2 separate regions of the Homo sapiens genome follow, and region 1 is linked to region 2. The links are chromatin loops, found by intact Hi-C in ENCODE. Cell type or tissue: dorsolateral prefrontal cortex. All regions are shown on one strand.

Region 1 (5,000 bases), 130 kb after region 2:
TGTTCATTATTATGTTTGCGAGATTCACCTATGTTGATGCTGTAGTTGTAGTTCAATCATCCTCTTGCTGTATATTATTTCATTGAATGAATATACAGTTTATTTACTCATTTATGGACATTTGATTGTTTCTAGTTGTTGGCTATTAAAAATAGTGCTGCTATGATCATTACTGTACCAAAAATTTGCCCATCAGAACTCTGTTTTGAACTACGATAAACTCATATATTCAAGAAAAAAATTAACACTTTTGCAATACTCAGTCCACCTGTACATCAACAATTATGTATCTGCATGAAATCTTTTACATTTTTACACCTCTCAGAATATACTGTAAGTATTCATACATGTCTATCACGTTTTTTGTTAAAGCTATTCATTGGTATATAAAGTTTCTGTTGACACCAAGTTTCATACTACTAAAAAAGTGATTATTACTAGTATATAGCACTGCTATTTAATACATATTTTCCTTTATTCTAGACACTTCTAAATTACTCTAAATTCTAAAGGAAATGCTTCTAATGTTTCATCATTCTATAATTTAAGTGCTCTCTTCTACTTTGCTGCAGGATCACCATTGTCTTCATAACTCTTTCTCTAACCTGAGAATATCACTGTGGGTCATGTAAACTTGACATGCATTTGTTAGCCTACTTTTGTAACTCTCTTTCTTCCAGTAGCTTCTGACCTCACTTCTTTTCAGTTCCTTTTGCAAGTTTCTTATCCAATCTTTTAATGTGAGAATGTCCCAAGGATAAGTCCTTGGACTTCTTTTAGCTTCATTCCCTAGTGGGCTTACCTAGGCATGTGACCTTAAATACCATGTATATGCTAACGACCAAAAATGTAAATACGAGGTCTGTACCTCTCCCCAGAACTCCAGCCTCTCATATCCACTTATCTATCTGTTATCACCACTTTGATGTCTAAAGGCATCTCAAACTCAACATATCCATAACTAAATCTTCCTTCCAAATCCCATTCAACCAGCAGTCTATCTTATCTCCATTAAGGGCCACTCCATTCTTACAGTAGCTGAAGCCAAATCTTCTTTCTCTCATATTCTATAAATGCAATCTATCAGAAAAGCAAGTAAGCCTCACTGTATACCCAGAATCTGACTACTTCTTAACTCCTCTGAGGCATCAACCTGTTGGGAGTTTCCTTGTCTCACTTGGATCACCGCAGAGACTCCAAAATAACTTCCTTCTTCCATTCACACATCCTTTCCTCAAGAAAGTAAAAACTTAAACAGGACTGAATTAATTCTCTGTTCAAATCCTTCCTACACTCCCATGGACCTCCTCCTCCCATCATTTCACAAGCCCCATCTCCTACTGCACTTTCCTTTGCTCATTCCACATCAGCCAAGTTGACCTCCTCACTGTTCCTTAAGCCAACCAGCCATGCTCCTGCCTCAGGGCCTTTGCACTGGCTGTTCCTTCCACTCTGGCCTCTCTCCTTTGAGATGTTTTCATGGGTTACTCTATTACTTCTTTCATGTCTTTGCTGAAATATCACACTCTTAGTTAGGCCATCCCTAACCTCTGTGTTTCGAACTTCACACCACCTTCCACCTTCAGTACCCCTCTTGCCCACCTTTCTCATTTCTTTTATTCTATACCCCTTTTCACTTTTTGATATGTGATATAAATTATTCATTGATATTTATTATCTGCCTCTCCTCATTTCCACTCCAGTGGAATGTTCAGCTTCAAGGGGGCAGGGACTTTTGTCTGTTTCGTTCACTGTTGTATCTCAGTTTTAGAACAGTATGTGGCAAACAGTAGTCACTCAGTGAATATCTGCTGAATCAATGAATGAATCAATCAATAAATACTATTATAAGGCCAGGTGCAGTGGCTCACACCTGTAATATCAGCACTTCGCGAGGTCAAGGTGAGAGTATTGTTTGAAGCTAGGGGTTTAAGGCCAGCCTAGGCAACAATGCAAGATCCTGACTCTACAAAAGTAAAAATAAAAATTAGCTGGGCACAGTGGCACATGCCTATAGTCATAGCTACTCAGGAGGCTGAGGGGCTGAGACAGGAGAATCACTTGAGCCCTGGAGTTCGAGGCTGCAGTGAGCAAGACCCCAACTCTAAAAAAAATAATAATAATTTAAAAAAATTCTTTAGAAATACTATTATAAGCCTTTTATTTAGGGTTAGGAAGTAATCTCCAGAAGAAGAACTAAAAAATAAAAAGGTCTTTGCTGCTAGTAATAGGCCTGAGTGTGGAGGAGGGTACTTTTCTTTATAAAGTACTTTCTTATACTACTTGATGGTTTTTATCATGTGCATGTATTACTGTGATAAAATTTCAAAAAACTTTTGAATATGCCCCTGTGCCTGGAAAAATCATAGGATAACAATGCAGGAAGCCTAGCCAACAACAATTTGCTTTATAGTAAATTGCTCTAAATCTGTTTTGAGAGCAAACTATTGAATCTGCTAATGGTACATACAGATGGTGCAAAACAATAAACTTCTTTTGGGTGTTGGGTGTAATTTTAAAGAGTATCTTTTATCATGCTTTAAAGCAACTTCAATCTATTTATATGATCAAGCTTCATATTATTATGTTAAGTTCCAAATATTTCACAATGGGTATAAAATGCACAGGGATGTCATTATTCAAGACTTTATATAAAACATGATTTATTGATTCTCTAAATGTGGGTGGAGAAATAATGGAAATAATTTTTCATATGCTGATAACTGACATATGTGAATGCTTGCTAATTTGAGGGAGGTAGGAAGGAAAGGATGGAAGTAACAAAAATAATTTTGTCTAAGGTTGCAAGTGACATAAATTCAAACAATTGCTTTTTCAGTCTTCTGGCTTGCTCTATTCAATGTTTGCTGAGCTTTAGAGAAGGCTGAATCCCACCATGGCAAACTGCCATCTTTGTCAGAAGCAAAGAGCTGTTTACATTCAAGGCACATAATAAGTGCAATGTGAAGTGAAAAACAGTGTGAGTTCTATTATGGCTGATTAGCCCATTGTACACTGTTACAACTAACATCTTCCTTGTGCTAAAAATAGTGTGAAGTCACGGGACCTCAAGCAGCATGATCCATCAGTACTGTACTCTTTCACAAGATTGCCAACAAAAGCTGCCTCTAACTCCCCAGAAAACTAAAAGGGCCACTTATTCACTTCAGTTGTCCTCCAAAATATGTAGTTTATCTGAGCTGTTAGGAAACCTGTCAGAAAATGAGGTGCAGGGAATTGACAGTGTCCAAAAAATAGATTTGTCTTCTCTGCTGTTTCCTTTTGAAAACTAGATCCTTAATACAAGCATCATAAAAGTCAGCTGGTTGCTGTTAAACTTGCATTGTTAGCTGCTTCTTAATCACAGTAGTGGTGGAATTAGTGCATATTTTGATGCATTGGCTACCAGTAGCCCAAACAAATAAATAAATCTCCCTGAAGTGACAGAAACAGGAGGCAGTGGTTTGAATAAACTCTGAGTCCTAGGTCATTTCATCACCAAGTCAATAGCCCTTCTCGTTGAAGGGGGGAAAACAAACTGCTTTCTATTCTATTGAAAGCCTGGAAGAATTTGCACCACAGTAATCCTAAATCCAGAGGCAATCTATTAAGAACTCAGCATTACCAATCCTGAGACTCAACTGATAAGCACATTCTTTTCCCCCCTTCCACATTAATCCTCTTAAAGACTGTGCTAAGTAATGAAAAGGTGCGATGAAAGAGGCCCCCCTTTTTTATTACAACCATATAAACTGCTTGTGTAAATGTTTCATTAACAAACTGCTGGACTCATATTTAATTTCCTTGGCCTTCCTCCCCGTTCCTCCCGGTACGGTGCTCCTGGGTATGGCATGACTAAATGTGTGATTTACACGTTTCAGAGAAACATTCCCACACTTGAATGCTGTAGCATGACAAAGGAAAGGGAGGGGCTGAGAGAGAGGTGTTGAACCTATTGTAGACATTTTAATTTACAATTCTCTTTTTATGGGCTTTAAAAAGATGAATGACTTGCACTCACTTATCAGTTTATGTTTCATTTCTCAGTTCTTTCTAATAAGTACTGGTCTGCATGTAAGTGCCTTTGGCTCACTCATTTGAGGCTGACCCTTTTGAAGACATAGATATTCTAACATACTAAGAAGAAAAGGAAGATGAATTCCAATGTATATCCAGTGTGCAAAGAACTCTTCTGTGAACAACATAAAGGCCAAAATACATGGCTTACCTTTACTTTGAATATGTCAAATGATGCGGGATGTTTTGTGGAAATATACATCCTGTGTTTTTCCCCGAGGTCATCTAGTTACAATCTGATGTTTTGTTGCTTTAGCTAATCTGGTAAATCCTAACAATGCTTTCATTATCTATTTTAATGGTGGCATCTTAGTATAAAATTAACTTTCCTTTCAGACAAGCAAGATATGCCTGTGGCACCTACTGAATTCGTCAATATCCAGTCACAGGATGTATGAATGTAACTTGAAGATACAGAATCAGTCACTTACAAGAGTAGTTTAAGTTAAATCATGATACAGGAAAAACAGGTTATCACATCCAGACGAGTGCCACTGGGCCAAATTCTTAGAAAATGCATTTACCTTGTATTTGAAGAGATTCCAAACTTTGAAAAATTAATACATCAGTAAACCAAATAGAAATGTAGCCTCTTTATAATACAAGCGTCTTTCCCTGGGTGTCATTCATGTAATTTCAGTTTACTGTGAGCACTCCGGCTGCAGCTGGGGTCACTTGGTCTGGGGAAGAACCGTATCTGGGTCAGTGTATGTAGTTTTGTCTCTAGCGGCGACTATGGTCTCGTTTCAAAGTGAATACATTCATCTGGATCAACAATGCCCTGGGGAATAAACGCTTAAATGTATTCAACCTTAGGAAGAGCTGAAAACATCAATACCTTCATAAAGCCACTTTGATTTGTATTGACTATGGTTGTGCTGCTAATTCATATACATCATTGTTTACTTCACAGAGCTTTTAAC
Region 2 (5,000 bases):
TTAAATAAGAATTCAACTAGTCCCACCTGAAATTAAATAAGAATTCAACTAGTCCCACCTGAAATTAAATAAGAATTCAACTAGTAGATGGTAAAAGAGGAATTTTAGGGAATGTGATAAAAGTGCAGATATCAACAAGTGCATGAGAAAGGGTCTTGTACCTGACCCCTTAATGGATCAAACCCTTGCACAAATGTAGATATGCTAAGGTCACACCAGAATACCAGAAGCAAAGAGGTTGAGAGATTTTACACCACAAAGCAAACTTCACAGTGACAACAACTCACAGACCTGTGTGCAGACATGAAACTTCCTTTATTTCTCTGTAACTGATTCAAACTTTGGAGCCTCCATATTTATGGTGGAAAATTTAAACTTGTCAAGGTAAACTCAGCCACATCTAACCTAAAACATGTTTTAGTTGTTATACATTTCTGTCAATTCCGCACTCTAAAACTCTTTCCTCCCATTTCCCTCAGTTGTAATAATGTATTAACAGACACTTAACATAGCACTTTTACCTCCCAAGTATAAATTAACTCATTTAACCTTTACCTCTGAGCAATACAGTATCATTGTCTCCACTTCAGAGGTGTAGAAATTGTTAGAGAGATGTCACGTTAGCAAGTGGCAGAGCTGAGATTCAAACGATGTTTTTGGCAGGGCCTCTAAGTAACGGAAAAGCTGTAACTGAGGGGTGGTGTTGGTGGAAGGGCTCAAGGGAGACATCACAGAGCTATCTCCCCCACGCCGGCATGGAGCTCTAAATCCCTGCAGAGAAGCTTTTAAGTAGATGGGAGTAAGCAGAGTCTCCCAGAGCCCAGCGGTTGAACTGACAAAGACAGAGACTATGCTATGGGACAAGATACCACAGCGGAAGCAAGAGAGGACTGGACTAAATCTGGATTCCATGCAAATATAATATAGAGTCTGGGCACAGTGGCTCACGCCTATAATCCCAGCACTTTGGGAGGCCGAGGCAGGTAGATCATGAGGTCAGGAGATCGAGACCATCCTGGCTAATACTGTGAAACCCTGTCTCTAATAAAAATACAAAAAATTAGCCAGGCATGGTGGCACACACCTGTAGTCCTAGCTATTTGGGAGGCTGACGCAGGAGAATCGCTTGAAGCCAGGAGGCAGAGTTTGCAATGAGCCAAGATCATGCCACTGCACTCCAGCCTGGGTGACAGAGCAAGACTCCGTCTCAAAAAAAAAAAAAAAAAAAAAAAATATGATATAGAAGCCCCCAAGATCATAGAGACCACAGAGCTCTTAGAAAGCAGAGAAGTCGCATTTAGGCGAGGAGAACCTACTCTAGAGTCCTCTTGGTTAGAATCTCAGTTCTGCTGCTTTGGTAATTTGGGGCAAAGTGACCTCTCTGTGCCTCAAATTCTTTACATATAAAGTAGAGATAAAAACACAGTCTACAAGGCCGGGCGCAGTGGCTCACGCCTGTAATCCCAGCATTTTGGGAGGCCGAGGCAGGCGGATTACCTGAGGTCAGCAGTTCGAGATCAGCCTGGTCAACACAGTCAAACCCCGTCTCTACTAAAAATATAAAATTAGCCAGGCGTCGCACATGCCTGTAATCTCAGCTACCCAGGAGGCTGAAGCAGGAGAATCGCTTGAACCTGGGAGGCAGAGGATGCAGTGAGCCAAGATCATGCCACTGTACTCCAGCCTGGGCAACAAGAATAAATCTCCGTCTCAAAAAAGAAAACAGTCTACGTATAAGATTGAATAAATTAACTTAACTTATGCAAAGGGTTTAGAATATTATATTACATCGTGGTTATAAGTACTATTTTAAGTGTTTGCTACTATATTGTTACTTCTAAGAGGAATGCAGAAAAAAACAGTATGAGAATCCCAAATTAATTTAAATTTACAACAAATGAAAATACATTTTAAGCTTAAGGTGACTGAATTTGCCTTGATGAGCATATCTTTTTCACCTTAAAAAATAGAGATTTCAAAGCTAAGTTCAGCTTAATTACAGAGAAACAAACGTACATTTCTATACATTGCATCAACTGGGAGACAATTCTTCTTGGCTTCCCCCTATTTGTACACATCTTGGGAGTAGAGCCACTGCCTGCCTTTTGTCCAGACTATATTTTCAAGGATGTCTATACAGTAAAAGGCCCTGGAAGATAGATATAGTGTTTCCCTCCAAAGAAAATAAGGCATGTTTGGTTCTGTCCAGTAAATTGACGGTAACATCTCTCTTCAGGGCAAAGTTAGGCAGGCTACCTGTTATAAAAGGTTCAGGTCCCCTGAATTCAAGATTTCTCTCCTGTAACACAACCCACTGTGAGTCCAGGAATCAGCTGTGCAGCCCTGTAGGAATCAGGGCTTAGGCAGCTGGGACAATCACTGATACTCTGGCTACTGCTATTGCTGTGACTAATAAATGGTTCTTTGTCTCTGACCCAAGAGTCTCATGTTTTCTGCCAACATCCATGACACTGTGGCAGGATAACTTGTTAGCTTGCAAGGAGGATAAAAATCTCAGAACTTTCACACCTTATTTAATATATTACCAATAAACTAAATAAAGCAAAGTATTTATTTATATGTCTTATTTTATTTTATTTCAATAGTTTTGGGGCAAGAAGTGGTTTTTGGTTACATGGATAAGTTCTTTAGTGGTGATTTCTGAGATTTAGGTGCACCCATCACCCAAGCAGTGTATACTGTACCCAATATGTAGTCAAAGTATTTCATCTTACAAAATATAATTTAATAGAGTCATAAGAATACTCATTTTTCTACTTTCATAAGTTTTTCAGTGTTTTGTTTTGCTCTCAGGCCATTCAATATATATACTTATTTTATTCTTTACACACAATATGACTTTTTAAAAAAGAAAGACACTTATCTATATTTAAGCAATAACTAAAGGTTTATGCCAGTGACCAGAGATGTCTAAATGTGGCACATTTTGAACACATCCACAGTCCAAGGATTTATCATTACCTAAGCTAAGAACACCGCAGAACACAGATTTTCAGAGTACAAATTCCATTTCTCCTTCTGCCACATTCAGATGAGATCATGGAATCAAAATTAATTAATTATTTCAAACCTAAGTTCAAGAACACCATGAAGAAAGTAACAACAGTAAATGATTATTTCAAAACAATGATAACATCCATTATTTTATTATCTCTGACTGAAAACAATTGGGTCACATTTTTAAGTTTATTCAAAGAAAGAGAAAATAGATCAGTTGATAGTTCTTCTAAAATCATACAATGAGATCACCAAAGCAAATACAAGACAAATATTCACACCACCACAAACATCAAAGAATAAAGTCAGTGTTTTTCTCTAGCTCTCCCCAATCCTGACCATTCTGGAATAACATGTTTCTGCTAATCTGCCCGTTTGTGAATCACTTGTAGAAACTGACATCTAAAATAACTTCATGGGGGGAGTTAAACTTAACCAGTCCTGGCTACTTTCTCAAATGTCATAATACAAGAGTGAAATTATATACCAGACATAGTTGTTTTCCAAAGTGGGAAACATAAAACTTTAGGGAGATGAATTATAATGTTATGTCAGCAGTATTTTTACCGAGCAGATCCATGAATGTGGTGTTGCTGAGACATTTCTCCTCACGCCCTGCTGCTGGGAGTTGTTCCTCCCTACTTTATTCCTCCTCCACTTTCCTTACTCAGTCATTATCAAATACATTCATCTTGTTTAAATAACACGGTACTTAACCTCCATTTGATGTCGGGAATGTAGGGCTGCTAAATTACAACCAGAAGAATATGAGAGTGTGAGAGAAACAGGCAGAGAGGAAAATACAAAGAAATGTCATGTTTAAGTCTCATAATAACCAAAAACTATATTAAATCCAAAGTATGACTCTATTTCTAGAAGGAGGAAGCCAAGCTGACAGTAGCTCTTTTCACCTGGTAAAACTGGAGATGTGGATAGCTGTTTATAGGCTGATCACTTTTCTGGGATTTTAACATAGTTATAGATTGATACAGCTCACTGCCCACTCATCAATACCTAATGTCCATCTAAGCAACTTTTCCACAATCATGGAATTTGAAAGAAAATCCAGGAATGGGAATCTTAATCAGGATGCATTTTGTACATCACCTGTGGAGTTTTCAAACCCACTTATATCAAAATTCTGTCTTTTAAAAGGTTTACAGTGACTCCATGGTACCCACTGAGAATCGCTGATCGTGGTTATATTTGTTGGTTTGTAGTTGCCCAGAGGACATATGCAAAAATTACCTTCATATTGAGGATTATTAAAAGAATATACAGAATTGGCGTGGTGGCTTATGCCTGTAATCCCAGCAATTCGGGAGGCCAAGGCAGGTGGATCTCTTGAGCCCAGGAGTTTGAGCCCAGCCTGAGCAACATGGCAAAACCCCATCTCTACAAAAAATAGCTGGGCATGGTGGTGTACACCTGTAGTCCCAGCTACTCAAGAGGCTGGGAAGATCACCTGAGCCTGGGAGGTTGAGGCTGCAGTAAGCCCTGATCAAGCCACTGAACCCCAGCTTGGGCAACAGAGAGAGACCTTGTCTAAAAAAAAAAAAGAATATAAAAGGAATTCTACGTAATGCAATCTTACTTAGTCATAGAGCTTTGAGAGGACTGGGATACACAGTGGACTTCGTGGAAAAACAGAACAGTAGCTCAAAATATTTGTGGAAGGAACCTGAACTCAATTGGCCCACTTCTTTTGTTTATCTAGAATTCATTTTTTTCCCAAGTGAAAGTAGGGCCAGTATTCTGCCATTCAGTAAGGAGCACTGCGGTGAGCCAGGAATTCACACTAAGCCACTCTACAGGCCTCCCCAGTTTCTACCCCATGTGTGACTGGCTTTTTGGATCCCATTAACTAGTTTAATTAATACTGTTTTGACTACAAATGAAAGTAAGTTATATCTAGTTCATATGAAAAGAGGTCTTTGTTGTCTGGCATCTCCCAATCTCAGTAAAGGTGGTGGTAAAGGCCT

Evidence for each region. Peaks named below come from ENCODE experiments on the same cell type or tissue, not always from the same donor. Only the 100,000 strongest peaks of a DNase experiment are listed, where the experiment ranks them.
Region 1: it touches region 2 in a loop (2.1-fold over the local background); 4 of 110 quality-filtered maps call a loop at or near these places.

What each region holds. Positions count from the first base shown.
Region 1 is chr5:124,921,328-124,926,327 of GRCh38, reverse strand. No RefSeq gene overlaps it. Among named protein-coding and RNA genes, the nearest start is that of ZNF608, 180 kb to the right of the region's middle. RefSeq lists enhancers at 3,038-3,147, 4,823-4,912. In dorsolateral prefrontal cortex, no CTCF peak of the experiment used is centred here; a DNase peak (open chromatin) is centred at 2,977; H3K4me3 peaks cover 204 bases; H3K27ac peaks cover 2,920 bases.
Region 2 is chr5:125,048,516-125,053,515 of GRCh38, reverse strand. All of the region lies in intron 2 of LOC101927421 (a long non-coding RNA gene), which reads right to left. Among named protein-coding and RNA genes, the nearest start is that of ZNF608, 300 kb to the right of the region's middle. In dorsolateral prefrontal cortex, no CTCF peak of the experiment used is centred here; a DNase peak (open chromatin) is centred at 2,369.